Regions from separate parts of the Mus musculus genome. Here all the other regions are linked to region 3. A link is a loop called in an ENCODE intact Hi-C map of the cell type or tissue named here. Cell type or tissue: left cerebral cortex. All regions are shown on one strand.

The links. Peaks named below come from ENCODE experiments on the same cell type or tissue, not always from the same donor. Only the 100,000 strongest peaks of a DNase experiment are listed, where the experiment ranks them.
Region 1: it touches region 3 in a loop (4-fold over the local background); 12 of 42 quality-filtered maps call a loop at or near these places.
Region 2: a loop joins it to region 3, with 2.6 times the contacts of the local background. A loop is called at or near these places in 2 of 42 quality-filtered maps.

What each region holds. Positions count from the first base shown.
Region 1 is chr8:61,383,766-61,388,765 of GRCm38, reverse strand. It overlaps Sh3rf1 (SH3 domain containing ring finger 1), which reads right to left. Exons shown (of 12, transcript NM_021506.2): 11 at 3,837-4,189. Among named protein-coding and RNA genes, the nearest start is that of 5730405A17Rik, 42 kb to the left of the region's middle. In left cerebral cortex, CTCF peaks have their summits at 1,962 and 4,044 (motif pointing left); DNase peaks (open chromatin) are centred at 1,750 and 2,030.
Region 2 is chr8:61,513,825-61,518,824 of GRCm38, reverse strand. It overlaps Palld (palladin, cytoskeletal associated protein), which reads left to right. Exons shown (of 22, transcript NM_001293772.2): 19 at 2,083-2,290; 20 at 2,791-2,956; 21 at 3,489-3,622. Among named protein-coding and RNA genes, the nearest start is that of Cbr4, 29 kb to the right of the region's middle. In left cerebral cortex, a CTCF peak has its summit at 2,466 (motif pointing right); DNase peaks (open chromatin) are centred at 2,481 and 2,948; H3K4me3 peaks cover 496 bases.
Region 3 is chr8:61,221,153-61,226,152 of GRCm38, reverse strand. Sh3rf1 (SH3 domain containing ring finger 1) reads right to left here and starts at 1,982. Exons shown (of 12, transcript NM_021506.2): 1 at 1,807-1,982; 2 at 1-321. The coding sequence starts at 227. In left cerebral cortex, CTCF peaks have their summits at 1,539 and 2,112; DNase peaks (open chromatin) are centred at 1,531, 2,045, 2,257, 2,723 and 1 more place; H3K4me3 peaks cover 2,655 bases; H3K27ac peaks cover 1,920 bases.

The sequences.
Region 1 (5,000 bases), 160 kb before region 3:
GTTCTGATACCATAAAGTTTTCTATTTCTTACATTTCCCCGCCTGACTTGACTGGTATCTCTCTGGTTCACATGTTGTCATTTTTAATCTCACTTCATATAACCGTAACGAGTGTCCCTGTGACCCTGAGAAGCACTCTCTTAACCTGGTCCCAGCGACTAAGCATTCCCTGCTTCCTGTCACTTACCACAGCAATCAAATATCCAATTACGTATTTTGCTGGCAAAACCATACTAGCTGGCTTCGTAGCACGTGCAAAGTCCAAATAAATTATGTCCATTGCTTCACCCAGTGGACTCATTGTCACCGACTCAAAGAAATTAATCATGCTGTTTAAGCCCGACTGCCTTTCTGCAAATCTACCACTATCCAATTGGAATATTCCTGAGTATGCTAGTTTAATCCCTTATCAAAGACCACCATTCTTTTCCATTGTAGGCTATGTATCTATTGCTTTAATTCCTAAACTTAAAAATACATAGAGGAAAAGGTGACTTGTGACCCCTTCCTAAGCCATGTGGGCACACGCGTGTGCAGGTGTGCGTGTGTGCACGTGTGCGCATCTGTGTGTGTGTGTGTGAGAAAACTGTCAAACATACTTTTATTTTCTGTCTCTTCTGAAACTGTTTCTTCCTACCTTGCAATTTCCAAATTATTTTTCCTCCATCCTTCTAAAACAGATCCTAACAATATTTGTTCTATTATTTCTGCTGTCATCAATTAGACAGCCTCTGCCTCCAGGAGATGAGGCTATTTCTTGCTTGTTTTCTGCGCAGTCTCTCCCACAAACACAAAAGAATCCCTTTGTTCCCCGGGAGAATTTCTCTCAGCTGACACCAGGACCTGTCAACACACTTCAAGGTCCATCCTTCCTCATTATGAGACTGTGCCTCTCCACATCACGTGACTGCTCCTTTCCACTGACAGCACTTTTTTTTTAAAAAACCTTTAGCCCCACCCCCACCTTCTGGCGATGGAGGACTTCGGGCTGTGGCTGGACAGGGGACTTTTCACTTGTTCCTGCTGCACTCTGCAGATGGATGTGGGCTCAATCTGTCTTAGCACTAAGCTCTGAGACTTGCTTGCATGAAAATCTCTCCGAGTCCCATAGGACAAACCCAGGGCTGCTGCACTTGGCCAGGGCCAGTGCTGCTGCTCTGTAGCCTGTGGGTGAAGGGACTCAACACTTCAAGTGCTTTCGGAATCACACTTCCTCCATCTGAGGCTCTAAGTGCTTCTCCTTGTGTTGGAAGTTTTGAAATATGCAAACAGGTAATCCCTTAATGACATGCTTGCTAGCTCTCTATTAACCAAAACCCTTCATCCTCAGGGGATAATGGATGGCTTTCCTACACAGTTTCCCATTGTTTTTTACAGTCAGGTGGACTTAAGCATCCACGTTAAATAAATACCATTACCATCGCTGTGTGAAGGCAAAGGGCAGTGGAAAGTTGCTGGCTATTACATTTAATATTCCATTGAGCATATGGATTATAAAAATATAAAGTTGGGCTGAAATCTTTCCTAAGGACCCCCTTCCCTCTCCTAAAAATTGAAATGGTCATATAAAAACCTGCCAGAGATTTCCAGAGTGCCCAGGTCCATCTGTCCCGTCATTAAATTCTTCATGTTCCCTATCTGATGTGCCTCTCTCCTTCCCAAAACGCCATCACCTGTCTGGTGAGCAGCTTTGCTTTCAGATGGCCTGAAAGGCCCAGCCTGCTGTTAGAAAGAGCCTTTTAAGAGGAGAGACTGGGAACGCAGAAGCCACAGAGATCACGGACATCTGGCGACTGAAAAGGAATGCACAATGGGGGTGGTGGGAGGCAGCCGTGCCTAGCCAAGGCCTGGGGAGACTGTGGGCAATGTGAACCATCCTTCCAAATAGACACAGATTCCACAAAGGGCTGGGGGTGGGGGTGCCGGGCAGCAAAGGGCCTCAGGGCATGAGGGAAAATTGCAGCTCAATGCCTAGAGGGGGAGAGCTAGGCTTTGTGACGGGATGTAAGTACACAGTAGCTGGACTAGCTCCAGGGACAGGAGGCAGTGCCCCTGGAAAGCAGCACTGGGGACTCTGCAGGAGGAAGGCTGACTCCAGAATCAAAGCTGAGCGAAGCCAGGACTCGGTTTCAAAGCTTTACTGAGAACACAATGGACACGGAGGAACAGAAGGATCTCTGTGTTGGGAGGGAACATTTTTAGGGTAACATGTCATTTCAAAGCTGGCTTAATATCAGTCAGAGCTACAGTACAGAAAGTTTTTAGCTCTTTATGAAAATGTGTAGTAAAGTGTACTCTATAACCATAGGCTCTCCACTTTTAGAGTTTACTTTTAATTGAAAATGTGCTGAGCCGGGCAGTGGTGGCACACGCCTTTAATCCCAGCACTTGGGAAGCAGAGGCAGAGGCAGGCAGATTTCTGAGTTTGAAGCCAGCCTGGTCTACAGAGTGAGTTCCAGGACAGCCAGGGCTATACAGAGAAACCCTGTCTTGAAAACACGAAGAAAAAAATAAAAGTGCCACAAAATCAGGCGGCTTCAATACAAATGTTTATACAGTTCCATTTGAAATACAAAGGCAAAGTGAATTTAAGTCATTTTGCTGTTGTTGTTATTATTATTTAAGAGTTGTGTGTATGCATGTGTGTGACTGTATGGATGTGTGCACATGAACGCAGGTAACCAAAGAGGCCACAGGCAGTGATTGCCCTGGGACTGGAGACTGAACTTGGGTCCTCTGCAAAAACAGTGCATGCTTTTAACTGCTGAGTCAGCTCTCCAGCCTAAACCATTTTAAACGACCATTTCCTAGCAAGACTACAAGTCAGGCATGGTGGTGCACAGCAAGAGCGCCAGACACTAGGCTGGCTGAGGTGGACGCTGCCTGAATTCAGGAGTTTGAGTCTAGCCAGGGCAGCATGAGGACACCGTCACCAGCTCAGCAACAGAGAGAATGCCAACTGAAGGGAACATCTCTCCAAACTGGAAGTTTGTTTATCTTCTACAATTCAAGTCTAGAGGGAACAGCGTGTACAGAGACACTAAAACAGATGAGGCTTAAATGTTTATGTTATAGGAAAACAGAACAGAGATTTCAATGCGCTCACTGCATGCTGCTTCCTCGGGTAATGAGTCGCAGTGAACTTTCCAGTTTTCCTCCTGGCAGATACTTGTCTTAGTAAGTATGTTTTCTTCCCTAACACAACCCGAGGCTCCCACCCCCACCCCCCCACGACTGCATGGAACAGAACCCCTACTTGTAAGCACTGTTCAAAGCCAAAATCGCTCTAAGAATGCTGATCATTCTGAGTCTATGAACCAAGAAAGCCATGGGAACCTACGCTGTGTTCTGTCTCAGGAGACAGGAAAAAAACAATCTCTGGGTGGGTGCTTTACCTCCAGTAGGTAATAGTGTAAGCTCTTAACAGACCAAGGATTCCAGTGGCTCTCAACCTTTGGGTTGTGACCTCCGGACAACTGATTCATACAGTAGCACAATTCCATTTATGAAGTAGTAACAACAATGTATGGCTGCGGGTCACCATAGCATGGGGAACTGTATTAAAGGGTCTCAGCACTAAGAAGGCTGAGAACCATTGGCTTAGAAACTTAGTGACTGACAGATATCATGTGGCTATGAATTAAGTGTTAACTAAGGGGAAACACTGGTGTGTTGGTAAGTAACAGAAAAAGAAAGCCTGAGCTCCTATGTCATTTACCAATCAGGCTTGAGAGTTTAGGACGTTGTAGAAAATGACCTTCTAGATCAGAATAAAAATTCTAGCCTAAGTTTGCTATTTACGTCTTCGTTCTCTCTCTGAGAGCGGCGGGACTCACCTTTCACAAACAACAGGCCGGGCCTCATTCATGACTGGGCCCAGGGAGGAGCAGGCCTGGCGAGGTGGTGGAGCAATGGGCACTGCGGAGTCCAGGGAGCTTGTCTTGCGGTGGAAGGCATCCTGGGCTAGGGCTGCTGTTCCAGCGGCCACTGGACCATCACCATCTGTGGGGCATGACCCCACTCTGCCGTGGCTGCCCCCTAGCGGCAGCTCAGGACCTACTGCTCCCTGCAAGGGAGCCTCCCCAGCACCCAGCTCCACATCCAGGGTAGGTGATGCTGGAGGGGAGACTCGGGGCTTGCGTTTGGTGGAGGCACCAGAAAGCAGCTTCAGTAGGCCCTTTTTTTCTTTCTGGAAAAAAAAAAAAAAAGAAACATGGGTATTAGTTGGAGATCGGCACTCCGATTCACTTTTTGATTGCATCAGGGTTATTCGTTACCTTCTGGGGTAGCCTTTGTGTAGTGTTAAGCTGACCTTCTTGCTTATTGCTTCTCCCTTTTTTGCCTGCCTGTTTCTGTTTGTGTTGGAAATTCTCTAGTTCATTATTATCTTCTACTGTGGCAGCAAGATAAACAGATTAAAAAGATGTAAAACAAAAACATTTTTTAAACCAATTTGTACTTTACTTTGATAAAAGTACAAGTAGCCGGTGAGATGGCTCAGTGGGTAAAGGAGCTTGGCGCCAAGTCGGAAGACCTGAGTTCAATCCCCACACTCCCTGTGGCAGAAAGAGAACCAAGAACAACAAGCTGTTCTCTGACATCCACACAGGCACTACGCCATGTGTGTGCATGTGCACGCGCGCACACACACACACACACACACACACACACAAACTCAATCGATGGAGTAATAAAAGCACAAATAGATACTGCAGAATAAGGTGGAAATTTCAGACTGTGGGTTTAATTTCTGCAAATACTGCCTGTCCTGTCCTCTGATCACTGCTATGGGAGCCAACTGTTGTACTGGGTTAAATACAAGCCTGGTAATACTTGACTCCGGGTCAACATGCTGGAGCCTAATCAGTCTCAGGAAAGATGCCCTGCTCAGAGTCAAGGGCTAGACTACTTCTTACCTGTCACCGCCTTGATTACATTTAACCAGCCACAGTGACAGGAGCCAAACCAGTCTTACTGTGGACGCAGTTAGTCCCTTGGTT
Region 2 (5,000 bases), 290 kb before region 3:
GCAGGGACCCAGGCCAGCCTGATTACACACAGGGAAACATAAGCCAGTTAGCATTACACAGACGGGCCCTGTTTCAGAAAAACAAGGAAAGGAAAGAAACTAAGGAAAATGTGTAATTTTTTTAATGTACACTGCATCCCATAGGAGTACAATTAGAGCAAGTCTGATCTTAAAACAAAAGCAGGTAGCAAGAGTGGGTGTGGCCGATATGCTGATATGTAGCGCTCTGATAACTATCTATTGCTCTAAGCAGCAACATAGACATCCTTTCACCTCTGCCATTAAAAGGATATTGAGAGTTAAAATAATCACTAGTTGAATTCACTATAACGATATGACCTGGATAGAGAAAATATGGAAGTCAGCAGGAATGGTGGCACAAGTCCGTAATCCTGGCACTGCGTTAGGCAGAAATGGGAGGATCACAAGGTCAACAGCATTCTTGGCTACGTAATAATTCGACACCAGCCTAGGCCACAAGAAGGAAGGAAAGAAAGGACACAGGTGTCCAGCCATATGAACAGACATGCCACACTGCTACCTACTTCGAAGGAAAATTTCCGTGTATTTAAGATTTGAAAGAGGAAAAAGTCATAATAAGTCAAACACCGAATGGAGCCCCTCCCGCCACAGCCCCTGCAGTACATTCACAGGCTCTATCCTTCACTCAGCTGTAAGCCTGCTCGGTGGGAACGCTTCATGATAGATAACAAGTGTGCTCTTCTCTCTGCGTCTGCACATGGATCAAGAGGACCAACTGCTCAGACTGTGGCCGACCTGTGGTGACCTTTAGTTCCTGATACCATATTGTGCTATGCTCTGCTCTCTGACTCACTGGGAGAGCTGCAGTGACAATGACGAGAACAGGGCATGCTCACTCTGCTTGAGTAACGTCGCCCCCTGGAACTGCTCCTCTGCAAACTTCCTGTTTTGAAAGGACCCGGTCAACACCTTCCTGCCCTAGGGCCACAAATCCTGCTTGTCCATTATCAAACCCAGAAAAATGGGAACAAACTATAAGCTCCCCAGGACCTGGAGCCCAGTCATAACTATCTATCTACTCTGATATTTCTGTACCACTTCTAGTGTCTTCCCACGGGGAGAGGGTACATGAGGAGAAACCACTTCCTAACTACTGCTCTTTCGAAACCCCACCCCTTTAACCCATGACGTAATTGCGCTTTTTCCCCTTACATTCTCCAGATGTGACTACATGTGTCCGAGACACCTTGTTGGTAGCAGGAATGAGTACTTACCATGGGGCAGGAGGAACTGTACGGGTTCTCTGGCTGATTTAGACAAGGCTAGTGTTTCAAAGGAACCGTTTCATAATCCAATAGTTTTATGATTGTTTTATGATCCAATAGTCTTTGGGTAGCAGAATACATCATTTCCCACTAGTAGAGTAGGAGGAAGGAGGAATATCAACTCTTCCTCACTTCTCTTCTATCCTAAAGTCAAGGGCAGCCCTATACAAAGCCAGCAGATGGCCACTGCCCCTCCCTTTAACAATGCAAGGGGGACTAGCCATTGAATGCTTTGGCCTGCTCTCTGTTCAACACAACTGCCAAGCTCTTAAGGTTTTCAGGATGTCTCCATTGTGATGCTAATTTGTCTGACTTTCTGGGCAATTTCAAATTGCTCTGGTTATTCACTTTCAAAGATTATAAAATAATAATAGGTCTGTGTCACATGCATCTCCATGGTGATGGCCAGTCCTTGGTGGGAAGCTTTCCAGCTGAGTGTTACTGTTATAAAGGCTGCACCTCCCGTGTTTCCAAAGAGCTCAGAGCTCGGTGCCATCATCACCTGGGAATGTTTATAGTCTTAGGTGAGGTAAGAAGATGACAGAAATATGTTTTAATCCCCGTTTTACTTACCTCCGAATTGTTCTAGAAAAGATGTTTAGAAGTGTATCTCTCAGTGCTCATGGGAACCACGGGAAGGTTTTAAACAAGAGAGTAACATGGAAAAGCCATTGTTTGTGCTACCGGAGGACGAACTGACTCTGGATCCGTAACTCTTGGTGATTTGATGGTTTTACTACTGGAGAAGTTCATGTGTGTCTCCTTTCTGGTGTAGGTCAGTGGGTTACCAACCCCAGATCTCAGCTGGCAACTAGATGGAAAGCCCATACGCCCCGACAGTGCTCACAAGATGCTGGTCCGTGAGAATGGGGTCCACTCCCTCATTATAGAGCCAGTCACGTCCCGGGACGCCGGCATCTACACATGTATTGCCACCAACAGAGCAGGACAGAACTCGTTTAACCTGGAGCTTGTGGTTGCTGGTAGGTGGCCTGTGATTTCTTTCTCACTGCTGAAACAAGTTAGTGGGCAAAGAAATGAATTCTGTGGTCAAGTAATGACTTTATGAGTTCCAAATTTTAAATCTTCAAAAAAAAAAAGGCATTTCAGGTGGCAGCCAGGGAATCCTGGTGCTGAAATACTCGGCACCACTAGGTGGCAGCAGTAGGTAAGGCCTGTGCGAGCCTGTTGACTTAATTAGAGCAATGCTCTCGCAGCTGCTAGCAATGACTCCGAATCTCTGAGGCCTGTCAGGCAGGCATTCTGAGGAGCAGATGGCCGGGCACTATGTGGGCCTATCAGTCTTGAATTAATTGAGGAAATAACGTGAGTGGAATGAAGCGTACAGACCTTTGCTTGAGGGGAGGGCTAACCTCTTACCACCCGACGTGAAAACAGTACTTCATCTTTCTAAAGCTCCCGAGTTCCTCGCAGTGACCCTTTGGCATGCCACTAACAGATCATTCCTCTCGTGTTCCCTTAGCTAAGGAAGCACACAAGGCCCCTGTGTTTATGGAGAAGCTACAGAACACGGGGGTTGCTGATGGATACCCAGTGCGGCTGGAATGCCGTGTCTCGGGAGTGCCGCCACCTCAGATATTTTGGAAGAAAGAAAATGAATCGCTCACTCACAGCACTGAGCGAGTAAGGTAAGACTGCACGGTGGCTTCGTCTACCTCAGAACTTGCACAGTCCCGGTGCTAGCTGAAACGACGCATCAGATACTGCATGCAAATCGGTGAGCGTAAAAGCCATGTACGTTATCATCAGTGATGTGCAAGACGAGAGCCACACTTCGTCCAAATGTAGGCTTAAGCTTTGGAAGAGAGCAATTTTGGGATGTGACAAAGCAGATTCTGACTTAACCTGGCTGCATTTTTGAAATGTGTATATCAGAAAGAAAAGATAGATTCGTTTGCTCCCATGGTGGTGGCCCAGCCTGTGGTTTTGTAAAGGCGGGTCTTCCCTTAAGAATTAGTGCATGGATTTACTCGCCCTCTTGAGGTCTGCTCTGCTCTCCCATTAACTTAATGGGGCTAGCTGCCTCTCTAGAATAAGTATGATCCTATTATCTGCTGCTCGCACAATTCCGTTTCTAATGACCTAATTAAAAATGATGCTTCATGTCCAAAGCCACTTTTTAAAAATGTAGAGCCCTAATGACTTTATCTTTTTCCGCAGCATGCACCAGGATAATCATGGCTACATCTGCCTGCTCATCCAGGGAGCCACAAAGGAAGACGCTGGGTGGTACACTGTGTCCGCCAAGAACGAAGCAGGCATTGTGTCCTGCACTGCCCGGCTGGATGTCTACAGTGAGTGCGCCTCATTTCATCTCGGTGCATTTCACACACTGAATGGTTAAGAATGAGATGGCAGAGTGATATATCTCATTACTCTAAGCTTTACATTTCTAAGTTAATATGCCAGGATTTTATTTGCCAAAAAAAAATTCATATTACTCTTTCTCTTTCTGTTTGTAGTTTCCCGACATTAATAGTGAAACCCTTCCAGGAGAACAAACACCCAAGTATCTCCAGGGTCTTTGATTGATTAGCGAGATGTGCATGTTGGTTTCTTAGGCTGGCTGGTCAGCTGCGCCTTTCTCACTTCAGCATCGTAGGGGTTAACATAAAGGCATCCGCATCTTTCACATTTTCTTATTTGTGTATTCTGCAAGTGACTGTCTCTAACCATTTCCTCCCAAATCATATTTTTTTCCGTGTCTTGGGGTAGTTTTAACATGGCTATACCTTGATTCTGGAATGTGGACTTACATAGCTAAGCGCTTTCCTCATTAAAATATCTTCAGCAGCTCTTGGCAGTAGACTCTTGAATGTGTGTATGTGTGTTTGTATACATGCATCCTAAATTAAAAAAAAAAAAACCCTACCAACTCAATTTCAGGACTACAACAGAATTATATGACCCATTGATATAAAGATAAATAAATAAAAACACTAGAAAATATTTCTTTTAATTCCAAGAAAATTACCTCTGCTTGAGAAAGTAATAGTCTTTTGAAACTTTCTCAGATGTCTGGTTCTCTTCAGTTTATTAATGTTGAGATCTATCTAGACTTCCTAACTATGATTATTATTTTTAAAAAAAAAGGGAAGGAATCTAGGTCAGATATAGGAAACTTATCAATTGCTCTGAGACTTTCCACTCTGCAGATACTAGAAGAACAAAACTTTCTGTGTTGCCTGGCTTCCCAGTCCCACAGGCACAGACAGACAGTGACTTGGGACACCTGGAAGCAAAATGCACAAGTGCCTCCGCATTGTCCACATCTCTACCATGGTTGTTCATTCTTAAACCCAGAGTCCATCTGTGGGGCACTGTAGAGGTAGCCAGCAGTTAAGAGCACTTCCTGGTCTAGCAGAAGACTCAGGCTCAGTTCCCAGCTCCCACATGGCAGCTCTTAGCTGTCTAATACCAGGGTAATCTGGTACCTTCTCCTGGCTTCCCAGGCACCAAGAACATACTCAGTGTACATACATATAGGCAAAACACACATACACACACATAGAGGCAATAGGAATATACTCAGTGTGCATATATATATATATATATATATATATACATACATACATACACACACACACATACACACACACACATACACAACCAAAACATTCACACACATAGTCATCAGAAACATTCTCAGTGCACATACCTACATGCAGGCAA
Region 3 (5,000 bases):
ATGCCATCCAGAAGTCTGACCAGTAGGATGTTACTGGGGAGCTCGTCGACCCCAGAGCCAACAAGAGTCCGGCATTCGGGACATCTGAGTTCATTCCGGGAACCCACAATCCCCAGCAAACAGCGTTTGCAAAAGGTATGCTGGCAGGGTAAGACCTTTGCGGAAGCATCCAGGCGTTCTAGACACACAGGGCACTCCAGAAGGTCCAACAAGGCAGACTCATCCATCTTGAGTGACTTTAGTGAGAAAACGGCTTCAGAACGTTCATAGTTGTGCGCAGCCCTTAAAGTGATTCATGTAACATCCATTTCAGACTTTGCTCTGGAGTTATGGGGAGAGAGGGGAGGAAAGAGAAAAATGACTGTTGTTATCTGAGGGAAAAGTTCACAGTGGAGCCAAGAACCAAAAAGTACACAAAAGTGCTTCCTCTGCATAGTCCAGCTTGGCTTTGGAATGTGGTTTCTGAGCTCCAAAGTCAACAATTAAAAACACAACAGGCTTCTTAAACGATTCCCTACTAATCCCTGAAGGTATCTAGAACCTCACTGGGCAGCAAGAACTAGCAAGCAATAAACAGGATTTATGAAAAAGCAATAAAAGACCGATATCGGCTGCCTAATGAAGTTCTCAACTTATTGGAGAACCTAAGCAAAACCGACTGGAAGTTTCCTCTATCTAAAACAATACTTTTAAGTCCAACGACCTTCCCAATTTTTAAGCCACCGTTATCATTTAAGAAGCCTTGCCCTGGGTGAATGATCCCAATATTAAATACATATGTGTCTTCCCTGTCTGAGAACAGACAGCTTAATCTTATCTAAGGCCCCCCACCCCCCACCCCCCAGAGCTGATGGTCGGCAATTCTAAAAGATATAGCCAAAACCTGCTTGAAAATAGCTACAAGAAAAATCACCCTTTCCGGCATGGCTGACAAACTCTGAAACAGATTTCTGAACCGCTTGTCTTAATCCCATTCAGAAAAATCTAGTAAAATGTTCACCAAAATTCGACGATGGAATGAATGCTAGGCTTAAAACTCTGGGTACATCTGAAAAACGGCCCCCTCAGGAGAAAGAGTATTTGAAGCCAGTTGGTGCATCGCTGTCCCCACCACCACCACCACCCCAACCAATGTAGATGCCTAGGTGGGGAGGGGGTGAAAGGATTTGGAGGCTACATTAACAGCTGTTCCTGACTAGTCGGTTCTGGGGAGAGCCAGGGTACGCCCCTCTTCCCACGGTGGGGCACAGGTAGCCCCCAACCCCTTGGCGTGGTGCTCGCCACAAACACACCCCAGAGCCAGGTGTCGCCAGCCGGGGACAGAGATGGTCCTAGGAGCTGAGGCTGCGGCCGGGTAGCTCCAGAAACAGGGAATCTCACCCAGCTGCCTCCTCTCAGCCTCCCTTTAGGTCAAATCCAGGACAAAAAAAAAATTGCCCAACACCGATCGGTGGAAGTTTTCAAGGACTTAAAGAAAAATAAAGATGCAGCCTTAAGTTGGCCAAAGTCAGCGCCACTGAGTGCGGCGGGAAGCAGACTAGCGACCCCGCGGGGATGAGCTCAGCGACAGTCCCCGGAGACTGCCACCCCAGAGGCAGAAGGGACCCGGCTGTGTCCGGGGAGAGAGCGGCCCCAAGGCCCGGCAGAGGCTTCGGAAGAGACGAGAGAGGCCGCGGGGCTCGTTCCCGGCAGGTCCCGGAGACCCAAAGGGGAAGCGCGGGGACCGACCCGCGCGCACCACTGGGATGCGGGCGACCACCGGCCACCACCCCGCGCCCGGCGTCTCCGACTCGCCGCGCACCCTACCTCGCGCCTCCGCTGCTCGCCTTTGTTCGCGGCCCCGCAGCGCTGGTAGATGCAGCCCCGCCGAGCCCGCTGCCCGTGTGGCTCGGCCGCCGCGGTGGCACCGGGAGCCTCCTCACGGCCGCCCCCCTCGCGCGCGCTCGCACAGCACGCCGCCGCCGCCGCCTCCCACCCGCCCAGCAAGGAGGGCGGGGGAACGCGACGCCGCCAAGGAGGAGGAGGAGGCGGAGGCAGCGCGCAGCGGGCGCCCGGGGACCGGAGGGACGCACCACAGCGCCGCCCGCCGCTCGGGGACCCGCGCTGGAGCCCCCAGCGGGCGGCAGCTTCGGGGACGCACTTAGCGGGAGGAAGGCTCGGGGACCCGCGCCTTCACGCCCCGAGGACGTGCACCCCGAGCAAATTTGGGCTACCCAGGAGGAGGGCGGTGGGAGTGGCGCCGAGGGACCAGGAAGAGGCTGGGGCAAGGGCGCCCTGCCGGCCTCCGGCTCCGCCTGGCCGGTGCCTGGAGACCGACTCTTCCCGGTGGCCTGGGAAGGGAGTGGCTCTGGCGGGAACCGATCGCGCTTTGCTGGGCGTGCACACTGCCTGGGTGGATATAGAGAGAGCAAAGTGAGACCCCTTAGTTCTGGAGTCCGGGTTAGTGACCACCCTATGGATCCCGGGGCCCGCCTCTTCCACCCAGCAATCAGCCCCCACTGCAGCAGCCAAGGGAGACAAATCCAAGCAAGTTTGGAGAAATGCGGATCCTAAAATTCAGAATGAGAAAGGGAAAAGAAAAAAAAAAAAACTAGAAAAACAGGTGGGAGATTAAAGCCAGTCTTGGGGAGGTTCTTCCTACCTGCCTAAAATGGGGTGAATTCAAAGTCTGACCCAGGTGGGCCGGCGCCTTGAAGCTGGCTAGGGGATACCTCTTTTATCTGCGCCTTGGAGGCAGCCATCATCATCATCTCTGTAATCTGTTTCTGTTGCCCCGGGCACACACCTGTATTCTCTGAAATGTGGGCTTGCAAAAAGGGGTGTCCAAGGGTGTGTGTGTGTGTGTGTGTGTAGGCTTGTTTGTCAAACTTATTTCAGAGACGCGTTAAATGTTGTCAAAGAGTGTGATTCATTTATACTTACTGTCAGTTTACCAAAAGTAACTTCACAAGAGAGATCGTGTATGAAATTCTTGCCAGGCCACCAACCAAGCTGATAAGGAATTGAAAAGGAATCTCGGGTTATCAGTTCATCTCCAACCAGAGCCACAGCTAAGTCATAATAATAAATAGATAAGTGAGTATCATTCAAGTTAAGAAAATAAAATTATAGCAAGTAGCAATCATCAGTCATTTTAAGCCAGGCACCGTACTAAACTCTTAAACGTATTAATTCCATCCTCACAGCAGCTCTCTATGTCATCCTTCCCAGCTTTGTTCTAAAGAGATTAATATGCTGAGACTTAGACTGTATGAATACCAAAAATAATTGCCCACTTCCTTTCCCGTTAGAGGGAGAACAAGTATGTGTTTATATTGAGCTGAAAAAGGCAAGGGGAAAAAAATGGATGAAGAGAATGAGGAGAAAAATAGTTAACTACAAACAGCATTCTGAAAGTGTTGGCCCAGTTAACGCTGCAGCAGAAACTGGAGATGAAGGCTGGGCAGACTGGAAAGTCAGAGTCAGGGAACAGACTGATTTGGGGGGTATTAAGACTGAAGGTCCACTTGGGTAACTTCCCTACATCACAGAGTAGGACTCTACTCCAGCTCTCTGCATTCCAAGACCTGTTTCTTTCCTCAAAAAAAGTTGGGGGGAGGGGGGGCGGAGAAAAGGTAGGACCTTAATCACATAATCTCTTGTGTTGCTTCATCTTGCATCGCAAGATGAAATGCCAGACAGAGACAATGGGGGAGGGGCTATTTTAGTTCTAAGTTTCGGAGGGTTCCATCCATAATTACTTGCACAAGACATCGATGTGGAAAAGAGATGTTTAGACAAACAAGAAGCTGAAGGAGAACCCAAGAAGGGGCCAGGCCAAGCGATAGCCCCCAAGGACAAACTCCCACTGACTACTTCTGGGTCCCCCTCCTTCTTTGCACCTCCTCCTAATAATGCCATCATATGAATCCTTGAAGAGATCAATAAATTGATCAGATCAAAACCCCTGGAAATCAAGCATCTTCCCAAAGTGCATGATCTGAAAACCAAGACCTCGCCACATGAGCCCATGGAGACAGCTTACATTCAAGTCATAATGCCTTAAAAGAGAAAGAAAGTTTATTTCTTCTACCCGTTTGGCTTTTTGTTTGTTTGTTTGTTTGTTGTTTATACAAAGTCTCATTATGTAGCCGTGGCTGGCTTAGAACTCATAAGGACCTGTTGGCCAGGTGTGGTAGTATATGCCCTTAGTCTCAGTACTTGAGAGACTGAGGCTGTTGGGTCTGCAACAGAGAGAGAGGAGAGAGACCTTCCTTCAAGGCTGTGTTCCTTGGCCTCTCTGGTGGGGTTTAACTGTGACGTTTGGAACAGAATTGACAGTGGTAAAGAAGATATACAAGTTCTTTGTAATCTGCATGGAGCTATCGTTATCGTTAACAGCTGTACTCCCGACCCTTTCTTCCCAGGTATCAAAATGTTAGTGACTGAACGTCCTGTGGAGAGAATTCAGAAGGGAAGGGCTGTGAGGAAGAAAAGCCTGCTCGTCTTGTTTCTGGGAATGGAGCATGAAGGAAAGAATGTCTGTTATGCTTACGACCTGTGAGGCTTTGAGCAGACACATGAAAAATATAAACACTCTCCGACTTAATAATGACAGCCTCTTATCCTCCAAAGACTTCAAAGTCTTTTCCTATATATTATCTCACTTATCTTCTCAGCATCCCTCCAAAGCAGCAAGACGTATAATTATCCCCAAGTTTCAGACGGGAAAGGGGAAGGGGAGAACTCGAGCATCTATTGCTTGTAGTGCTAACAGGAACCAGCCTGGTAAAATCCCAGATGCAAATACTCAGATAAACCTTAATATGGTACCTCCGTGTTCTTACACGCACGTTCGCGTGTCTAGCCATTTTTCTGCAAAACTTGTCTTTCCTCTCATTGTCAGGACGCTGGTAAAGGAGAGCAGTATTTAGCCAGTTGTTCAGACTAGAAACCTAGAAGCCATCCTTGATTTCTTCCCTTCTCTTCCTCCCTCTTTCCTACCACCTTTTACACAAACA